4 separate regions of the Homo sapiens genome follow, and regions 1, 2 and 4 are each linked to region 3. A link is a loop called in an ENCODE intact Hi-C map of the cell type or tissue named here. Cell type or tissue: B cell. All regions are shown on one strand.

Evidence for each region. Peaks named below come from ENCODE experiments on the same cell type or tissue, not always from the same donor. Only the 100,000 strongest peaks of a DNase experiment are listed, where the experiment ranks them.
Region 1: it touches region 3 in a loop (2.8-fold over the local background); 8 of 110 quality-filtered maps call a loop at or near these places.
Region 2: it touches region 3 in a loop (18-fold over the local background); 9 of 110 quality-filtered maps call a loop at or near these places.
Region 4: a loop joins it to region 3, with 3 times the contacts of the local background. A loop is called at or near these places in 9 of 110 quality-filtered maps.

Annotation. Positions count from the first base shown.
Region 1 is chr16:31,262,692-31,267,691 of GRCh38, forward strand. ITGAM (integrin subunit alpha M) reads left to right here. Exons shown (of 30, transcript NM_000632.4): 3 at 2,704-2,807; 4 at 3,120-3,190; 5 at 3,339-3,456. Among named protein-coding and RNA genes, the nearest start is that of ITGAM, 5.2 kb to the left of the region's middle. RefSeq lists enhancers at 2,363-3,562, 2,677-3,156. In B cell, no CTCF peak of the experiment used is centred here; DNase peaks (open chromatin) are centred at 800, 2,840 and 3,350; H3K27me3 peaks cover 596 bases.
Region 2 is chr16:31,331,698-31,336,697 of GRCh38, forward strand. It overlaps ITGAM (integrin subunit alpha M), which reads left to right. Exons shown (of 30, transcript NM_000632.4): 30 at 1-1,180. The coding sequence ends at 10. Among named protein-coding and RNA genes, the nearest start is that of ITGAX, 21 kb to the right of the region's middle. In B cell, CTCF peaks have their summits at 2,219 and 2,420; a DNase peak (open chromatin) is centred at 2,184; H3K4me3 peaks cover 199 bases; H3K27me3 peaks cover 1,437 bases.
Region 3 is chr16:31,199,951-31,204,950 of GRCh38, forward strand. It overlaps PYCARD (PYD and CARD domain containing), which reads right to left and starts at 2,810. Exons shown (of 3, transcript NM_013258.5): 1 at 2,467-2,810; 2 at 2,197-2,253; 3 at 1,536-1,891. The coding sequence starts at 2,740. The coding sequence ends at 1,635. PYCARD-AS1 (PYCARD antisense RNA 1) reads left to right here and starts at 1,935. Exons shown (of 2, transcript NR_102400.1): 1 at 1,935-2,036; 2 at 2,510-3,502. RefSeq lists enhancers at 1,641-2,271, 2,461-2,690 and a silencer at 2,801-3,160. In B cell, no CTCF peak of the experiment used is centred here; DNase peaks (open chromatin) are centred at 1,041 and 2,411; H3K4me3 peaks cover 3,260 bases; H3K27ac peaks cover 3,012 bases.
Region 4 is chr16:31,346,107-31,351,106 of GRCh38, forward strand. No RefSeq gene overlaps it. Among named protein-coding and RNA genes, the nearest start is that of ITGAX, 6.6 kb to the right of the region's middle. In B cell, no CTCF peak of the experiment used is centred here; DNase peaks (open chromatin) are centred at 1,715, 1,943, 2,715 and 4,345; H3K27ac peaks cover 1,393 bases.

The DNA.
Region 1 (5,000 bases), 63 kb after region 3:
ACTGTGCCTGGCTATGGCCACTTTTGAGCTGTAATGGCAGAATTCAGGAGCTGTGATAGAGATTGTATGGACCCTGAAGCCTAAAACATTTACCTTTACAGAAACAGTAATTGTGGAGGTGATAGTACCTTTCCAGAAGAAGGGGGCTGGTCTCTGCTCTTTGCTTTATCTCCCATAATACAGCCCAGTGATTTGAGTCCATTAATCCCATGTTATGCTTGCATTGCATGCCATAATTGGGAGATGCTATAATTTATTTTATTTTATTTTTTTAGAGACTCCCTCTGTCGCCCAGGCTGGAGTGCAGTGGCATGATCTTGGCTCACTGCGACTTCTGCCTCCTGGGTTCAATCGATTCTCCTGCCTCAGCCTCCTGAGTAGCTTGGATTGCAGGTGCCTGCCACCACGCCTGGCTAATTTTTGTATTTTTGTAGAGACAGGGTTTCACCATGTTGGCCAGGTTGGTCTTGAACTCCTGAGCTCAGGTGATCCACCTGCCTCGGCCTCCCAAAGTGCTGGGATTACAGGCTTGAGCCACCGTGCCTGGCTTGTAATCTCCTTTTACATTACATTAGATCTCTTGTTAATGAACATTTAGATTGTTCCCAAACTTTTGCTCTATGAACAATGCTGTCATTTTGCACATGTGCAAGCCTATTTGGAAGTAAAGGCTAGGACTGGGATTGTGGTATCCACGGGTGCATGAGCACGTGCAATTTTAATAGATTTTTCCAGATCCCCCTCTACAGTGGTGGCAGCAATTTACACTCACACCAGAAATTCATGAAAATACCTACTTCCTCATACTCCCTCACTCATTTGCCAACTCAGTGTGCTATCAAACTTACTGATCTCTGCAGATCGAGTAGGTGAGAAGTGGTATCTTAATTTAGCTTTAAATTGCTTCTTTTTTTTTTATGAGAGAGGCATTTTCTGTGAACATGTTTTTCTTATCTGTTGGCCATTTTTCTTTCTTTTTTTTTTTTTTTACTAGTTTGTACAAGCTTTGAGTACACTGAGGAAAGTAGTCTGGGGTATGAGTTGTGAAGCTCTCTCCCTTGTGTATTATTTTTCTTTTGAGTATGCTTATGGTAGTTTATCACATACAAAAATTTATTTATTTATTTATTTATTTATTTATTTATTTATTTATTTATTTATTGAGATGGAGTCTCGCTTTGTCGTCCAGGCTGGAGTGCAGTGGAGTGATCTCGGCTCACTGCAACCTCTGCCTCCTGGGTTCAAGCGATTCTCCTGCCTCAGCCTCCCGAGTAGCTGGGACTACAGGTGCGTGCCACCACGCCTGGCTAATTTTTTTGTATTTTTAGTAGAGATGGGGTTTCACCATGTTAGCCAGGATGTTCTCGATTTCCTGACCTCGTGATCCACTTGCCTCGGCCTCCCAAAGTGCAGGGATTACAGGTGTGAGCCACTGCGCCTGGCCCAGAAATTTATTGAAAATGACTGTGTGGAGGCTGGGTGCAGGGGCTCACGCCTGTAATCCCAGCATTTTGGGAGGCCGAGCTGGGCTGGTCGCTGGAAGCCAGGAGTTCGAGACTACCCTGGCCAACATAAGGAAACCTCATCTCTACTAAAAATACACAAATTAGCCAAGCATGGTGGCACACACCTGTAATCCCAGCTACTCAGGAGGTTGAGACAGGAGGAATGCTTGAACCTGGGAGGCAGAGGTTGCAGCAGTGAGCCGAGATTGCACCACTATACTCCAGCCTGGGTGATGGAGTGAGAATCTGTTTCAAAGAAAGAAAATAAATAAAAATAAAAATAAATAAAATGACTGTGTGGGCCGGGTCCAGTGGCTCATGCCTGTAATTCTAACACTTTGGGAGACTGAGGTGGAAGGATTGTTTGAGCCCAGGAGGCAGAGGTTGCAGTGAGCTATGATTATGCCACTGGACTCCATCTTGGGCAACAGGGTGAGACCCTGTCTCAAAGAAAAAAAAAAAATGGTTGGCCTGGGACTACAGGTGTGTACCACCATACCTGGCTAATTTTTAAAAACATTTTTTGTAGAGATGGGGTCTGGCTATGTTACCCGGGCTAGTTTCAAACTCCTGGCCTCAAATGATGCTCCTGCCTCAACCTCCCAAGGTGCTGGGATTAAAGGCATGAGCCATGGTGCCCAGCTTGAATTGACCTATTTTTATTTTTAAAATTTATTCATTTATTTTTTGGGACAGAGTCTTGCCCTGTCTCTCAGGCTGGAGTGCAGTGGTGCTATCTCGGCTCACTGCAACCTCTGCCTCCTGGGTTCAAGCAATTCTCTTGCCTCAGCCTCCCATTTAGCTGGGATTACAGGTACGCACCACCACGTGTGGCTAATTTTTTGTATTTTTAGTAGAGGCGGGGTTTCACCATGTTGCCCAGGCTGATCTTGAACTCCTGAGCTCAGGCAATCCACCCCCTTGGCCTCCCAAAGTGCTAGGATTACAAGCATGAGCCACCGCGCCTGGTCCTATTTTTAAATGACTTCTGGTTTTTGTGTCATTCTTAGGAAGACCTTTTCTCATTCTGAGTCTTAACATTTTCCCATTTTTTTCTTTGCTAATTCTTCCTCCTAGTCATAGGAATTTAGGAATCCGGGTATGGGCCCCCACCGTCCTCTGGGTGGCAGAACTTCCTCTGTGGTCTCCTTCTCTCCCCACATGTCGAAGTTTTCTCTGTTCCCACTTCTCCCCACAGGGTGGTGGTTGGAGCCCCCCAGGAGATAGTGGCTGCCAACCAAAGGGGCAGCCTCTACCAGTGCGACTACAGCACAGGCTCATGCGAGCCCATCCGCCTGCAGGGTGAGTCACTGCCCCGCCGGGCTGGGACTGGGATTCCCCTGTGAACACATAGGGACTTTCCAGGCACTCCTGTGTCCTGGGGATCTGTGGTGGGGACACAGGTGCCTGCCTCCGTACCCTCTCCTCTGCCTGCAGTCTCTACCCTAGACATCCCCAGGCAACCCCTCTGTGTTCCTTTCTTTCCCAAGATTTAGGATCCCCCTTCACCGTCAGACCTCCTTGTCTCCCGCATGGAGGTGACCCCTGCCCAGCTCTTCCACAGCCTTCTCTGTCCCCCCACCAGGGTGACCATGCCCATATCTGTCCCCGCAGTCCCCGTGGAGGCCGTGAACATGTCCCTGGGCCTGTCCCTGGCAGCCACCACCAGCCCCCCTCAGCTGCTGGTGAGTGGGGCTCGATCAGAGGAGCATCCTAATGGGGGTGTTTGGGGGCCCACGCATGGTGGGGCTGGGGGTCTTGTGGAGGGTGGAGGTGCTGGGGTACAAGGACAGGAAGCAGGGGCAGCCCCTTCCACTGGCTCCTGTCCCCTAGGCCTGTGGTCCCACCGTGCACCAGACTTGCAGTGAGAACACGTATGTGAAAGGGCTCTGCTTCCTGTTTGGATCCAACCTACGGCAGCAGCCCCAGAAGTTCCCAGAGGCCCTCCGAGGTGGGTTGCCTTTGGCAGAGGGAACAGATGCGCAGCAAAAGACCAGGGGAGGGGGCAGGACTGAGGTGACGTCTGCTCAAGGTCTGGGCTCTGGGTGCAGAAGAGTGGGGGAACTGGGTCCCATTAGAGTCAGAAGCTAGGGAGGTGCTAGGGTCTTGTACTTTAGGAAAACGCCTTGGCTAGGCACAGTGGCTCATACCTGCAATCCCAAAGCTTTGGGAGCCCAGGAGCTTGAGATCAGCCTGGGCAATGTAGTGAGATCCTGTCTCTAAAAAAAAAAAAAAAAAAAATTAGCTGAGTGTGGTGATGAGCACCTGTAGTCTTAGCTATTTGGAGGCCAAGGTGGGAAGATTGCTTGAGGCCACAAGTTCAAGGCAAGCCTGGGCAACATAGGGAGATCCCCGTCTCTACAAAAAAAAAAAAAAATTAGCCAGGCGTGGTGGCACACACCTGCAGTCCCAGCTACTCAGGAGGATCACTTGAGCCTGGGAAGTTGAAGCTGCAGCAAGTTATGATTGCACCACTGTACTCCAACCTGGGTGACAGAGCAAGACCCTGTCTTTAAAAAATAAGTCCAGGTCACACTGCAGAGGAGGGGATGGTGCAAGGTGTCATTGGCAAGAGGTGGGAATCTTGGGGACCATCCTGGGGGGCGGCCTTCCACACCCCTGTTCCCCAAACCTCTGTTGATTGAGATTCTGAGTGACTGTATGGATTTTTTTTTTTTTTTTTTTTTTTGAGGCAGAGTCTCGCTCTGTCACCCAGGCTGGAGTGCAGTGGCACGATCTTGGCTTACTGCAACCTCTGCCTCCCAGGTTCAAGCGATTCTCCTGCCCCATCTTCCCAAGTAGCTGGGATTACAGGTGCCCGCCACCACACCCGGCTAATTTTTGTATTTTTAGCAGAGACGGGGTTTCACCATGTTGGCCAGGCTGGTCTCGAACTCCTGAGCTCTGGTGATCTGCCCACCTTGGCTTCCCAAAGTGCTGGGAATGAGCCAGGGAATGAGTGGGGGGCATGAGCCACCATGCCTGGCCAGAGTGCGTGGATCTTTCAAGCTGCTTTTTCCCACTGCTTTGTTCGATGGCTATGCCATCTTTTTGCTTGTCTTCATGTTGATTCTGGGACCACAGGCGAATGTTTCTCCCTTGCATTTTTTTTCTTTCTCAAGCCCTGTTCCTCTATATTTCACCCTCCACAGTTAATCCTCCTTCCTCCACAGAGAAAACAAAAGCTTCAGGCATGGACTCCCTCCACTTTCCCCTTCTCTTATTTTATCTTAATAAGCGGTTTTCCAGTCTTCACTGGAATTTGTTGACAAATTCTAAAGGAGCTGTAACACCGCACTTTCTCCTTTTTCTCAAATTTCCATAATGACAGCACTCCTGGCAGTGACTCACTCGTTTTAGAGGAAGACCTGTCTCTCCTCTGTCCCATGACTAAATTCTTCCATATGGGCTTTTGAGAGTCTCTCATGCACCAACTAAGGTGATCACCTATCTTTCTTTTTTCTTTTTTTTTTGGAGACAGGGTCTTGCTCTGTC
Region 2 (5,000 bases), 130 kb after region 3:
ACCCCAGTAGCGGCTCCTTCCCGACAGAGCTGCCTCTCGGTGGCCAGCAGGACTCTGCCCAGACCACACGTAGCCCCCAGGCTGCTGGACACGTCGGACAGCGAAGTATCCCCGACAGGACGGGCTTGGGCTTCCATTTGTGTGTGTGCAAGTGTGTATGTGCGTGTGTGCAAGTGTCTGTGTGCAAGTGTGTGCACATGTGTGCGTGTGCGTGCATGTGCACTTGCACGCCCATGTGTGAGTGTGTGCAAGTATGTGAGTGTGTCCAAGTGTGTGTGCGTGTGTCCATGTGTGTGCAAGTGTGTGCATGTGTGCGAGTGTGTGCATGTGTGTGCTCAGGGGCGTGTGGCTCACGTGTGTGACTCAGATGTCTCTGGCGTGTGGGTAGGTGACGGCAGCGTAGCCTCTCCGGCAGAAGGGAACTGCCTGGGCTCCCTTGTGCGTGGGTGAAGCCGCTGCTGGGTTTTCCTCCGGGAGAGGGGACGGTCAATCCTGTGGGTGAAGACAGAGGGAAACACAGCAGCTTCTCTCCACTGAAAGAAGTGGGACTTCCCGTCGCCTGCGAGCCTGCGGCCTGCTGGAGCCTGCGCAGCTTGGATGGAGACTCCATGAGAAGCCGTGGGTGGAACCAGGAACCTCCTCCACACCAGCGCTGATGCCCAATAAAGATGCCCACTGAGGAATGATGAAGCTTCCTTTCTGGATTCATTTATTATTTCAATGTGACTTTAATTTTTTGGATGGATAAGCTTGTCTATGGTACAAAAATCACAAGGCATTCAAGTGTACAGTGAAAAGTCTCCCTTTCCAGATATTCAAGTCACCTCCTTAAAGGTAGTCAAGATTGTGTTTTGAGGTTTCCTTCAGACAGATTCCAGGCGATGTGCAAGTGTATGCACGTGTGCACACACACCACACATACACACACACAAGCTTTTTTACACAAATGGTAGCATACTTTATATTGGTCTGTATCTTGCTTTTTTTCACCAATATTTCTCAGACATCGGTTCATATTAAGACATAAATTACTTTTTCATTCTTTTATACCGCTGCATAGTATTCCATTGTGTGAGTGTACCATAATGTATTTAACCAGTCTTCTTTTGATATACTATTTTCATTCTCTTGTTATTGCATCAATGCTGAGTTAATAAATCAAATATATGTCATTTTTGCATATATGTAAGGATAATTTATAGGATATGTTCCTGGAAGTTTGGGTTCTCCCAGAAGCAAACCCAAGAATTTGGGTGAAACAAGCGTATTTAAGAGGTGGCAGGCCAGGCATGGTGGCTCACACCTGAAATCCCAGCATTTTGGGAGGTGAAGGTGTGAAGATTGCTTGAGCTCAGGAGTTCGAGACTAGCCTGGGCAACATAGTGAGAACCTGTGTCCACGAAAAATTAAAAAAATTTAGCCAGGCCTGGTGTTACATGCCTGTAGTCACAGCTACTCCGGAGGCTGATGCAGGAGGATTACTTGAGCCCAGAAGGTCTAGACTGCAGTGAGCCATGATCGCACCACTGCACTCCAGCCTGGGTGACAGAGTGAGATCCTGTCTCAAAAATAAACAAAATAATAAAATAAAGGTCGGGCACAGTGGCTCACGCCTCTGTAATCCCAGAACTTTGGGAGGCCGAGGCTGGTGGATCACCTGATCTCAGGAGTTTGAGACCAGCCTGTCGAACTTGGTGAAACCCCGTCTCTACTAAAAATACAAAAAAATTAGCCATGCATGGTGGCAGGCAACTGTAATCTCAGCTACTTGGGAGGCTGAGGAAGGAGAATTGCTTTAACCTGGGAGGTAGAGGTTGCAGTGAGATATGATTGCATCACTGCACTCCAGCCTGGGCGACAGAGCAGGACTCCATCTTAAAAAAAAAAAAATAAATAAAATAAAATAAAATAAAGAGATGGCTCCAGGAAATACCGAGGAAGGGAAGGCTGCCAATAACAGGTGTATCACCCACAGAGAAGCTGCTGTGAGTTCCTGGAGCTTCACCCCACTGGGCAGTTCTCGGAGGCAGTGCAGAACACGCACCTCAGTATCACCCCACCCAGGGGAGAAGGCTGGAGCGCATAGACACCGATTCCACTTAGCTATTGGATGAGGGCTGCTCTTGGTGGGGAGAGTGTGTTAATTTCCTACCACTTCTGGCCTGCCCTGAGTGTGAGGAGAGTGGGCTCTAGTGGCCAGAGAAAGTGATACCAGTGCTGCTGGCTGGATGTTTGACAGGTGAACACAGCCCCTGACACGGTGCCTTTGGTTCAGGTCAGGGCACCAGGAGCACTTGCTGCCAAGGTGTGTGCAGGTGACATTTTGGTGGCTGCTTCCTCAGAGGGAGGATGCCCAGTGCCTGTCCCTCATACTTTGCAAACACAGTAAACACTAGCCTGGCCTGAACATACATCCTCTCTAATCCTCACACCAGTCCTTGGTATTTACATGAATTTCACTTATGAGGAAACCTAGGCTTAGATAGATCATACCAGTTGCCTGAGGTCATACAGCTGGGAAGGAATGGAGCTAGGAGTTAATCCCAGCTCTGCCTAGGTCTAAAGCTTTTCTCTTTTACTGTCCTGACAGCCTCAGAGGAATGGCCCCAGAACAGGCATGAGGGAGTGTGGGGAGAGGGTGGCTGTTATTTAACTGTTATGATATTGGGTTAAAGCATATGAAATTGATGACATGTTTTTGGACAAAAATGTTTCTTTCTTTTCTTTCTTTCTTTCTCTTTCTCTCTTTTCTTTCTCTCTCTCTTTCTTTCTCCTTCTTTCTTTCTTTCTCCTTCTTTCTTTCTTTCCCTTCCTTCCTTCCTTCCTTTCCTTCCTTCCTTCCTTCCTTCCTTCCTTCCTCCTTCCTTCCTTCCTTCCTTCCTCCTTCCTTCCTTCCTTCCTTCCTTTCTTTTTTCTTTCTTTCTTTCCTTCCTTCCTTCCTTCCTTCCTTCCTTCCTTCCTTCCTTCCTTCCTTCTTTCTTTCTTTCTTTCTTTCTTTCTTTCTTTCTTTCTTTCTTTCTTTCTTTCTTTCTTTCTTTCTTTCTTTCTTTCTTTTTTTTCATGGAGTCTTGTTCTGTCGCCCAGACTGGAGTACAGTAGTGTGATCTCAGCTCACTACAACCTCTCCCTCCCGGGTTCAAGTGATTATCTTGCCTCAGCCTCCTGAGTAGCTGGGATTACAGGCGTGCACCACAATGTCTGGCTAATTTTTTTTTTTTGTATTTTTGGTAGAGATGGGGTTCCACCATGTTGGCCAGGCTGGTCTTGAACTCCTGACCTCAGGTGATCCATCTGCCTTGGCCTCCCGAAATGCTGGGATTACAGGTGTGAGTCACTGTGCCCAGCCAAAAAATGGTAATTTCATGATCTTCATTGAAATACAAGAAAATCATGGCTTAGAGGGACACTTGTTTCACATGTGGCAGGAGGAGAGAGGGCTTACTCCTTAGGGAGGTGAAGGAAGGGTCCCCAAGGGAGGTGACACCTGACTGAAGCAGGGCCAGAAGATCTCCAGGCAGAAGGGAGGGCAGGGGAGGCTGGGAGAGTGGGCAGGGCTTGGGCATGAGTGCTTTGTAAGCCAGAGTGAGTAGTTCCAATTTCACTCAAAGTGAAGTGAGATGCCCTCAAAAGGTGGCTAATGAGACAATGGCCCTTTGTATCTGTGGGGGTGACACAAAACACGGTCACCTTTAGACGGTTCTTTGCTATTTCCTCTCCTGACTTAAATAAAGTCTGTTAAGAATTTCTGTGTTTCCTTATGTTGAAAGATAAAAGTCCTCAATATCTGCAGAAGTCCTGAATTGCTCCGGGAACAGAGAGAGTTCTGTACCTTTAGTCGCCTGTCCTTTCACCCTCCATGTCTGTAGTCGCCTGTCCTTGCAGCCTCCATGCTGGTCCTTGTAGCCTTCGTACCTAGTTGCTTGTCCTGGCAGCCTCCATACCTGTAGTTGCCTGTCCTTGCAGCCTCCGTGCCTGTAGCCGCCAGTCTTTGCAGGGCAGTTAAAGTCCTGTGAACTCAGAGTTCACCTCCGCGTCTTCAAATGAGAAGCTTGTGTTGAATTCAGCCAGATAGGAGCTTTATGATGGGTTAGAAAAGTCAATCATTTCAAGCGACAGATTTCCCTAGCATGACCACAAAGTGACTAATAAACAGGACCATAAATCTGGTGATAAGTGGCCAAGTCCAGGAACGTCTGCTTGCTTTTATTTTTGGGGATTTCTCACTTCAGAATAAATGAATCCCTTCAGTATCCACTCTCCTTTTCCTACTTAGAGTAGAATCTTAATTTGGGCCACCATGGGAGATGGTTACAATTCTGACTCCCAGTGAATGGTGCTTCCCGGCCCTACACCCTTGCAGTGTGACATTGCTGTCCCTGACATCACATGGTGCGGCCTGTCTACCTCTTTGAATCTGGGCTGGTCCCGTGGTTTGCTTTGATTAATAGAATACAGTAGGAGTGTGGTCGTGTGAGTTCTGGAGCCTAGACCTTTAGGAGCACAGCAGATCCTGCCCTGCACCCCTCGGAACACTGAGGTCACCACGCCGTGATCCATATGGCCCACTGGAGAAAGAGTGGACTCATGGAGGAGACAGCGGAGGCCACTGCCACTGTGCATGCATGAGGCTGCTGTGATCCTTCCATCCAGCTGTCCAACACCTGCAGCCACTGGAGAGTCCCACAGAACTGCCTGGATTGTCACCTCATGCAACTGTGAGAAATAATCAATTACTGATGTCTCAGTCCTGCGTGGTGGTTTGTTACGCTGCAATGGATATTGCGTATAGCCCCTTAGTTATAGGGTTCGTCTCCCCACCTCCTGTGCAGCTGGTGTGGCTGCCTGGCGAGGTTCTGGCTGATGGGATGTGAGCAGCAGTGAAGCGAGCAACTTCGGAGCCAGGTCCTTTGAGGGAAGAAGTGTCGTTTCTTTTCACCACCTTCCCGCTGGCTGGAGTGTCAGCATCACGGTGCACAATTTTGGACCCTGAAGATGAGTTT
Region 3 (5,000 bases):
GATAAGATGTAATTAGAGATAAGCCTGGTGGGGCAGTGAGGTTGGAAAGTGGTTGTTTGGTGATTCCTAAGGATAGGATTCAGGGTCTCCTTGGTATCTGCCCATTGCTTTGCAAATCCTCCCTCTTCAAGGCCAGAAAGGATTGCTTGTAAAGTGTACTTAGGAAGTAGCCCTAGATTCCTGCTTTCCCAAACAGCCTCTGGAAAGACCTCAAGTTTCCTGGAGAGAGATACTCATATTTCCCTTTGTAGGCAAAAATTGCATCAAGAAGGTGGGCCCGGTGGCTCACACCTGTAATCCCAGCACTTTGGGCGGCTGAGGTGGATGGATCACTGGAGGTCAGGTGTTTGAGACCAGCCTGGGCAACGTGGCAAAATCCCGTTTCTACTAAAAATGCGAAAATTAACCGGGTGGGGTGGCAAGCACCTGTAATTCCAGTTACTTGACTGGCTGAGCCACAAGAATTGCTTGAACCTGGGAGGCAGAGGTTGCGGTGAGCTGAGATCATGCTACTGCACTCCAGCCTGGGTGACAGAGTGAGCCTCCGTCTCAAAAAAAAAAAAAGAAAAAAGTGGCCGGGTGCATTGGCTCACGCCTGTAATTCCAGCACCCCAGCACTTTGGGAGGTGGAGGCGGGTGGACCACTTGAGGTCCGAAGTTCCAGACCAGCCTGGCTGACATGGTGAAACTTTGTTTCTACTAAAAACACAAAAACTAGCCAGGTGTGGTGGCAGGGGCCTGTAATCCCAGCTATTCGGGAGGCTGAGGCACAAGAATAGCTTGAACCTGGGAGGTGGAGGTTGCAGTGAGCTGAGGTCACGCCACTGCACTCCAGTCTGGGTGACACAGCGAGATTCCATCTCAAAAAAAAAGTTTTAAATGTTCCTTTCAAATGAATGAATAAGTAATAACCCTCCAAAAAAATCGCATCAAGAAAAGAGGCAGCTACCACACACAACTCATTTCCTGAAAATCTGCTTTGGTGGTTGGCATGTTTTTTGAGCAAAGTGCAACCTATGACCCTTTCCCCCACGGGATGGGGTGGGGCAGAGGGAGCCTTTAAGCCTGTTAAGAGCCAGCACCAGAAGGAGCCCTCGAGCAATTTGGTGACTTGTGCTCTTCTGTCCTATGTTTAGATAATGCTCTAATGTGTCTCCCCCTGCAAATTTCTCTAATTCTGCATTTTTCTCCAGTGGAAAATGTGGAAGGTAGGGGAGCTATGAAGACTAGTGTGTTTCTAAATGGCTTGGACAGAGCTGCCCACCAGTTTGCGCCCTTTGGTACATGCCTCTTTTAACCTTCGGACCTGGGTCACAGGCTGTTATCTATAATGGTAAGGTTAGACCCTTTAGGGAGCACTGGAGGAGCACCACCTGGTGAATGAGGAGGGATATTCCATGGCGATACCAGGAAGGATGGGGGAAGCATTTGGGGTGCCAGAGACCCTAGGGACATGGAGCTGGAGGCTGGGTGGCCTCTGAAGCATAGCTGAGCTCTGCACATGCCAGCAGGCTAGAAGCAGGAAAACACACAAGTTCAAGCTGGCTTTTCGTATATTGTGTATAAAAAGATCAGATTCAGGATGATTTGGTGGGATTGCCAGGGGCTGACCGGAGTGTTGCTGGGAAGGAGCCTCAGCTCCGCTCCAGGTCCTCCACCAGGTAGGACTGGGACTCCCTTAGGGCCTGGAGGAGCAAGTCCTTGCAGGTCCAGTTCCAGGCTGGTGTGAAACTGAAGAGCTTCCGCATCTTGCTTGGGTTGGTGGGCTCGGCCCGCACTGCCTGGTACTGCTCATCCGTCAGGACCTTCCCGTACAGAGCATCCAGCAGCCACTCAACGTTTGTGACCCTCGCGATAAGCGCAGCCCGGTGCTGGTCTATAAAGTGCAGGCCTGGGGGTGGGAGGAGAACATGAGCCAGCAGCCAGGGTGTGGGGCCTGTCCCTGCTGAACTTGAGTTCTTCAGGAATTCCTCTGCAAGCCTAGGGGCAGGGCTCCAGGGGGCGGCCACCAGGACCCCACATGCAGTGGGATGAGGGTAATATTGTCTCCCTTCCCCCGCAGGGTGTGGGTTGGTGGGTGGGGTGCGCAGGGTTGCCAAGCCGTGCCTGCCCTGCCCTGCCCTGCCCTGGTTGCGGGAGCACAGATGCAGGCTGTGCAGGAGTGCGGTGGGGCCGGGCTGGGTGTGGAGGCCTCACCTGGCTTGGCTGCCGACTGAGGAGGGGCCTGGATCCCAGCTGGCGCGGCTCCAGAGCCTGGAAGGATATGGGCCAAGTGATCCCCTTCCCTTCCCTTCCCGCCGTGGGGCCGGGGTCCCGTTGGTCGGTAGGCCAAGCGTGGGGAGCCTCCTTTCCGGTAGAGCAGCTTTGTTTAGGGGTAGGAGGAACAGAAAGCGGAAGAGCCCGCGGGGTAAGCGCTGGTGTGGGTGGAGGGGAAAGACGGGGTGGAGGGGAACGGGGGCGGCTCACCCTGGTGCGTGGCCGCCTGCAGCTGCCCGGCCATCTCCTGCAGGCCCATGTCGCGCAGCACGTTAGCGGTGAGCTCGGCGCCGTAGGTCTCCAGGTAGAAGCTGACCAGCTTGTCGGTGAGGTCCAAGGCGTCCATGGACAGCAGCGCGCCCCGCGGGATGCGCCCGTAGCCCTCGCGCAGCGGCACCGACAGCAGCTTCAGCTTGAACTTCTTGAGCTCCTCGGCGGTCAGGTTCTCCAGCGCATCCAGGATGGCGTCGCGCGCGCGCCCCATGGCTCCAGGATCCCCGGCCGCTGCCGCCGCTCACCCCGCTGCAGCCGCCGACCAGGAGGAAGTCGGCTCCGGGGCGGAACCTGGACTCCCCGCCTTCCTCCCACTCTGGTCTCCCGACTCCCCGCCCCGGTCCGTTGCCCTCCAGCAAAAGGCGCTTCCTTACTACACCCTTGGTCCCCTCCCACCCAGGCCTCTGGATTGGGGCCCCAGGCCGTCGGGGGACGCCAGGATCGCGCCCTCCAGCTGGCCTGCGAGGTGGGACCCGGGAGGGGGCCGCAGAGGGGCTCATGGGTGGCGCCTGCTTGTCTCTGGGCTTGCACCAGCGGGTACAGACCGGAAACCTGGGCTGGCTCTCACTGGGTTTATTGGAGCACCTAGGCTTAGAACCTCGGATTTCTAGAACCCCGAAACCTCCGCGGTTCCCCGAACCTTAGGATCCTCTCCCACATGTCGTAGAATCTTGGAATCATGACAGCTAGAAGCGTGAAGCTCCCTCAATTCCACATACTGGGGAAAAATGAGTTGTACAAAAGGGCAGAGAGTGCAAATCTCTCTGAGCTTCAGTTTCATTTTCTACGACATGGGGATAACCCTCCGGTGCTTATAAATATTCCAGCATAACATGGCCAACCCGATGGCTCCCGAAACCTTGCCAGATGCTTCCTAGGGGAGCCAGAATTTGATCCCAACACTGATTAAAAAAAAGAAAAAAGAAAGAGAGACAGCCTCCAGGAGATTAAAGACCATGAACTTGAAGCCATACAGTTCTTTGTTTGAATCCTGACTCTACTTCCCAAGGGGGATATTTGGAATCCTTTATTTTTCCCTCTCATCTGGGTTGTAACAATCACTGTTCCTTGTAGTCATACGACCCTGACATATTATACGTTTATATGCTTATTGGACATTCATCCCTCTCTAAAATGTGAGGCCTATGAGCATCGGAGACCTTAACTGTCTTATTCTTTGCTGAATTCCTAGCGTCAAGAATGTACCTGGAAATAGCTGTGTGTGGTGGAGGGCGCCTGTAATCCTAGCTACTAGGGCGGCTGAGGCATGAGAATCGCTTGAACCTCGGAGGCAGAGGCTACAGTGAGCCAAGATTGCACCACTGCACTCCAGCCTGGGTGACAGAGCTAGATTCCATCTGAAAAAAAAAAATGTATCTGGAACACATTAGGTGCTGAGTAAAGATTTGCTGAGTGAAGGAATGAATGAGGCTGTGATGCCTGCAGCATGTTGTATTCAAAAGCTTCCAGCATGGCTGGGTGCAGTGGCTCATCACGCATGTCATCTCAGTGCTTTGGGAGGCTGAGGCCGGAGGGTCACTTGAGCCCAGGAGGTTGAGGGTGCAGTGAGCTATGATTGTGCCACTGCACTCTGTGCCACTCGGCAACAGACACCTTGTCTCAAAAACAAACAAGACAACCAGGATGGGCCGGGCACGGTGACTCATGCCTGTAATCCCAGCATTTTGGGAGGGCGAGGTGGGTGATCAGGAGTTTGAGACCAGCCTGGCCAACAGAGTGAAACCCCATCTCTACTAAAAATACAAAAATTAGCCGGGCGTGGTGGCAGGTGCCTGTAATCCCAGCTACTGGGGAGGCTGAGGCAGGAGAATCGCCTGAACCCGTGAGGTGGAGGTTGCAGTGAGCTGAGATCACACCATTGCACTTCAGCCTGGGCAACAAGAGCGAAACTCCATCTCAAAACAGGAACAAAAACAAACAAACAAAAACCACGATGGGGAGCAGTGCTCTGCTACCCTGCTGAAAGCCTTTTTGTTGTTGTTGTTGTTGTTGTTTGTTTTTTCTTTTGAAGACAGGACCTCACTCTGTTGCCCAGGCTGGAGTACACCGGAGGGATTGTGGCTCACTGCAGCCTTGAACTCCTGGGCTCAAGCAATTCTCTCACCTCGGCCTCCTGAGTACCTGCGACTACAGTTGTGCCACCATGCCTGGCTAGTTTTTAAAATTTTTATAGAGAATGGGTTTCCCTATGTTGTTCAGGCTGGTCTCAAAGTCCTGGGCTCAGCAGTCCTCCTGCCTTGGCCTCCCAACATGCTAGGATTACAGGTGTGAGCCACTGTGCCTGGCCTTGCTCCCCATCCTTGTAGCATGTGGGCTGGGGTAAGCTGTGTGCCAACATCCTCACCATGGGTGGCACTTGTGGTCCAACAGCCAGTGTTCCTTGGCTCATGGATGTTTATCATGCCTTCTCACTGGCCTTTATCCTTCCAGAATCTCCATTTCCTTTTGTG
Region 4 (5,000 bases), 150 kb after region 3:
TGGTCAGACTAGACATAAAAATAGACATCTGCCCCCCAGCCTGCAGCAACCAGCCCAGGAAGCCTATCAATAACTAACAATCAGCCCCATGTCCAGGACTTAATCAATAACTGATGGCTTCCCTAATTTTTGTCCCTACTTCCAACTTAGGACCAACCAGACAAAGCCAAATATGTCCCCTAGTCAATTGCACAGGATGCCCGCTTCCAGTGAGCCACATACAGCTTCCCAGGCCAGCAGCTTCTACTTGGGGCATCCCTGAAGACTTCCCAGTTTCCACTACAAAGCTTTCCTACTGTACTGCCCATTTTTGAGTCTCTGCCAAAACACCAGTGATGGCCACTGACTCCCTTGCTAGAGCCAGCTTTGAATAAATAGACTTCGCCTGTTCTCATTTGGTTGGTCTTTGTGTCTTTCCGCAATCCTCTGGTCCAGCTACTGTGATAAATAGATCAATAGAGCAATTTCCTTTCTGCTTCCTCTGTGGGCATTCCCATCTTGGCGCAGACTTGAACAATTGCTAAAATCCTTCCCCTTATCTGCCCCCTATGCCCCACTGCCATTAAAGGATAAGATCCCTCTGCAGGCTGGGCTGAGTGAATGTGAACGGAATGCATTGGTTGCCAAGTTCTGCCATATACGCATTTGCCTGTTGAGACCAATCCTGCTACCATGCCAGGGCCAGGAGAGAGAAGCTGAGTGGGATGACCCTGCCTTACTCCTCCTCTTTGGAATTCTCCCTCTCTTAATTCACACAGGCATCTCCAGCCCAGCCCCTCCCAGGCACGGCCCCACTGGTTCAAGTTCTCACAGAGACCCTGGATTTCTGCCCTGTTCTGTTCTCTCACCCCACCTTCCTAGGGATTCTCTCACTCCCTCCTTTTACCCTAAAAAGGGATTAAGATGAAATCATTCTGTGGTCACTAGATGTTGTCTGTGCCTGAGACTGAGCGTGGATCCGTTTCAGAGGCCTGCTGGGTTCCCCTACACATGGAAATAAAGAAAAATCTTGAGTTTCTTCAAGGAGAATTCCAGGCACCTTGCTAATCTGGAGAAGTATATGAGCAGCCCGGTAAGCAAGAAGATAACAGTCACTTCAAACAATAGCCAAGGAAGTGAGAGCCACAAGATGTGTGGTTCCCCAGAAAACCAAGGGTTTTAACGTACATCCCTGAGTTGTTTTTCAGAAACCTGGACCCCCACTGTATTAGTCCGTTCTTGCATTGCTACAAAGAACTTCCTGAGACCGGGTAATTTATAAAGAAAGGAGATTTAATTGGCTAATGGTTCCTCAGGCATTATAAGAAGCATGGATGGGGAGGCCTCAGGAAACTTACAGTCATGGTGGAAGGCGAAGAGGAAGGAGTCATGTCTTACACGGCTGGAGAAGGAAAGAAGACAGACCAGGGCGAGGTGCTACACACTTTTAAACAACCAGATCTTGTGATGACTCACTCACTATCACGAGAACAGCAAGGGAGAAATCCGCACCCATGGTCCAATCACCTCCCACCAGGCCCCTCCTCCAACACTGCAGATTATAATCCAACATGAGATTTGAGTGGGGACACAAATCCAAACCATATCACCCCCAGATGGAAAATGCCATCTGCTGGTATGTAGGCCACTGATAAGGAGGAAGTGAAGACTGAACTCTGATCACTATTCTTTGCTCTAAATTTCTTCCTGAGGGCCCTGGAGAGACAGTCACTCCCATAGGCCAGACCTTAATATTCCTTCCTGCTGACCCCAAGTTTTTAGATGAAGCTTTCCTTCCTTAACCAATTGCAAATCAAAGAATCTTTGAACCCATGTATGACTTGTAAGCCTTGCTTCAAGATATCCTGGCTTTTTAGGCCAAACTAATGTATAACCTCCAGGTATTGGTTTATGATTTTGCCTGTAACTTCTGCTTTCCTGAAATGTACCTCGCCCTTAAAAACTCTTGCTTGGAGGGTTAACATTGGGTTAACACCAATTTCTCAGTTGCTGTGTTGATGCTCAAGGCTCACAAGTGCCCCCAATCTCTGGGGAATGGTCTTGCCTGCAGGGGAGTAGCCCCTTCTTCTGTGTGGCAGTGGGATAAGCTAGAGGAAGTGGGGAAGAATGGCTGGTGGTCAATGACTGACCCACCCGGGGAGAACCAAGGGCCACACTTCAGCCTCAAGGAAGGACCCATTCATGCTCACAGCTTCCGGGGACCAGGCTGGAGTCAGGGTCAGGGGAGAGCTCCTTGTCACTTAGCCTCTTTCCCCACTCTATCCTGCTTTCTTCTCCTTGTCTCTCCAATGATGGGCATTGGACACTGAGCAGATACAACCAGGGGTCAGTTCCTGTCTGTGGGTGTAGGACGGATGGGTGATGGGAGGGTGGATGGGTTTGTGTGTGGACAAGTGGACGGATGGAAGGATGGGGTGGAGGGTGGATGGGCAGATGGGTGGGTGGATGGGTGAACAGGTGGATGGGTGGGTGGAGGGAAGCCTCCACCTTCAAATGGAAGCCTTCAAATGGAAGGTGTGGGTGTTGTCACCAACACTGCAAACCCAAGCCCCCTTCTGTGACCACCTCTTTTCTATAATCTTTCCTCTTCTCTCCCTTCTTCCCCAGTTTCTCAGTGACTTGTCTTCACTTCCCCTTTTCTCCTGTGTGTCTATTTCACTGAATTTAAATACAAATTAAATCCATATTCTTCTCATTCTGGTGAAATCGCTTGCCAGTGTGGGAGTCTGAGCAGGGACAGCCCTCATTTCTCCCGGGGCTTTGCCAGCAGGAGCTCCTTCCTCCCTCTTCCCTTTGCTCATGACCCAGCATTTCCCTGTCTGCCAGGGATGCGTTGCCCACATTCCCCAACTTCTCATTGATTTCCTCTGCTTGACTTGTTTCCTGTTGCCTGTTACTCAAGTTAAATCCTTGTTTTATTCTAAATTTACACCAATTCAAGTTAGTTTACCTCTTAGGCGACTCTTGCTTTGCTCCAGGCGGCTTCTGATTCATGCAATTATTGAGCAGGTCTGCAGGTGAGGGGGCTGAGCATTTGGTCCATTTGCTTCAAACCTGTGCAGTCTCTTCTTCACCCACCCATCTACCCATCCACTTACCACCCCATCATTCCATCCATTCACCTGTTCACCCACCCATCTACCCATTTACCCATCCACGCACCACTGCATCCTTCCGCCTATCCACCTGTTCACCCACCCACCCACCCATCTACCCTTCCACCCATCCACTTGTTCACCCACCCATCTACCGATCCACCCACCACCCCATCCTTCCACCCATCCACCTGTTCACCCACCCACCCACCCACCCACACATTTGCCCATCCACCCTCCACCCCATCCTTTCATCCATCCACCTGTCCACACACAAACCTATCCACCCTCCTGTCACCCATCCATCCTACACCCACAGACAGGAACTGACCCCTGGTTGTATCTGCTCGGTGTCCAATGCCCATTGTTAGAGAGACAAGGAGAAGTGAGATGCAGTATCTCCCTTCAATGAACTCTCATCTAGAGAGTGTCATCTTTTATCCTTCACTGAGAAAGACTGATTATTAACTTCCCCTCCCCCACCCTCAGCTTAGAACCATTGCAGCAAATGCTCTTTCCCAGGCACATAACTGAGCCGCAATCGTGACTGGGACTGGAACTATCAGATCCTTGTGTTGCCTGGATAACATTCTGCCATTCTTTCACTTCATTCATGCACCAAGTATGGACTGTGTGCCTCCCATGTATCAGGCATTGTGTGAAGAACTGGGGATAAAAGGGTTAAAACTGCTGGGCGTGGTGGCTCACACCTGTAATCTCAACACTTTGGGAGGCTGAGGTGGTGGGGGTGATTGCCTAAGGCCAGGAGTTCAAGACCAGCCTGGGCAACATAGCAAGGCCCCCAACTTCACAAAACATTTAAAAATTAGCTAGGCATGGTGGTGCATACCTGTAGTCCCAGCTACTTAAGAGGCTGAATTGGGAGGATCACTTGAGCCCTGGAGGTTGAGGCTGCAGTGAACTCTGATCACACCACTGCACTCCAGCCTGGGTGACAGAGTAAGACTTTGTTTCTGAAAAACAAAACAATAAAAGAAATGTTAGAAGGACACGGCCCCAGTGTGTGGAAGCCAGCAGTCCCTGCCCAGCCCCTGGAGCACCAGGCACTGCCTAATTCATCTCAAGCCTCTCCCTCTGCGATTCATCAAGCAGAGTCACTGTGCTGTCTAGTAAAACTTCTGGGGTGTAATCTCCTTCTGGGGTGTGACTCCTTGAGGGCTGAGACCCTTTCCTGTTTGTCTTGCTTCTCACAGTGGCCAGCCCAGAGCCTATGTCATGTGGGCAGCCCATGCGTGTGGGATGAGTGGTTGAGGGAACAAATATGACACAGGCAGCGTTTAGGGCAGAGAGGAGGAAGTAAAGTCATTAGCCAAATAGTCAAGACTCCAGCACCTTGAGTCCTGTCCTCAGCCCACACTAGCTGGGTGACCTGAGGAGGATGACCCAACTTCTCAGGGCCTCAGTTTTGCATCTGTGAAACAGGGGTGACAGCAGTCCCCGTCGCGGGGCTGCTGTGAGGGTTCAATTAGCTAGTATAAATAAAGTGCAATAGCAAAGACGTAGAATCAACCTGGGTGCCCATCCGTGGTGGATTGGTTAAAGAAAACGTGCTACACACACCACGGAATACTATGCAGCCATGAAAAAGAATGAAATCACGTCCTTTGCTGCAACATGGATGCAGCTGGAGGTCATAGTCCTAAGTGAATTAATGCAGGAACAGAAAACTAAATACTGCACATTCTCATTTGTAAGTGGGAGCTGAACGTTGGGTACACATGTACATAAAGATGGGAACAACAGACACTGGGGTCTCCAGAAGGGGAGAGGGAGGGAAGGGAGCAAGGGCTGCAAAACCACCTATCAGGCACTCTGCTCACTATTTGGGTGACAGGATCAACAGAAGTGCAAACCTCAGCACCCCGCAATATACCTGTGTAATAG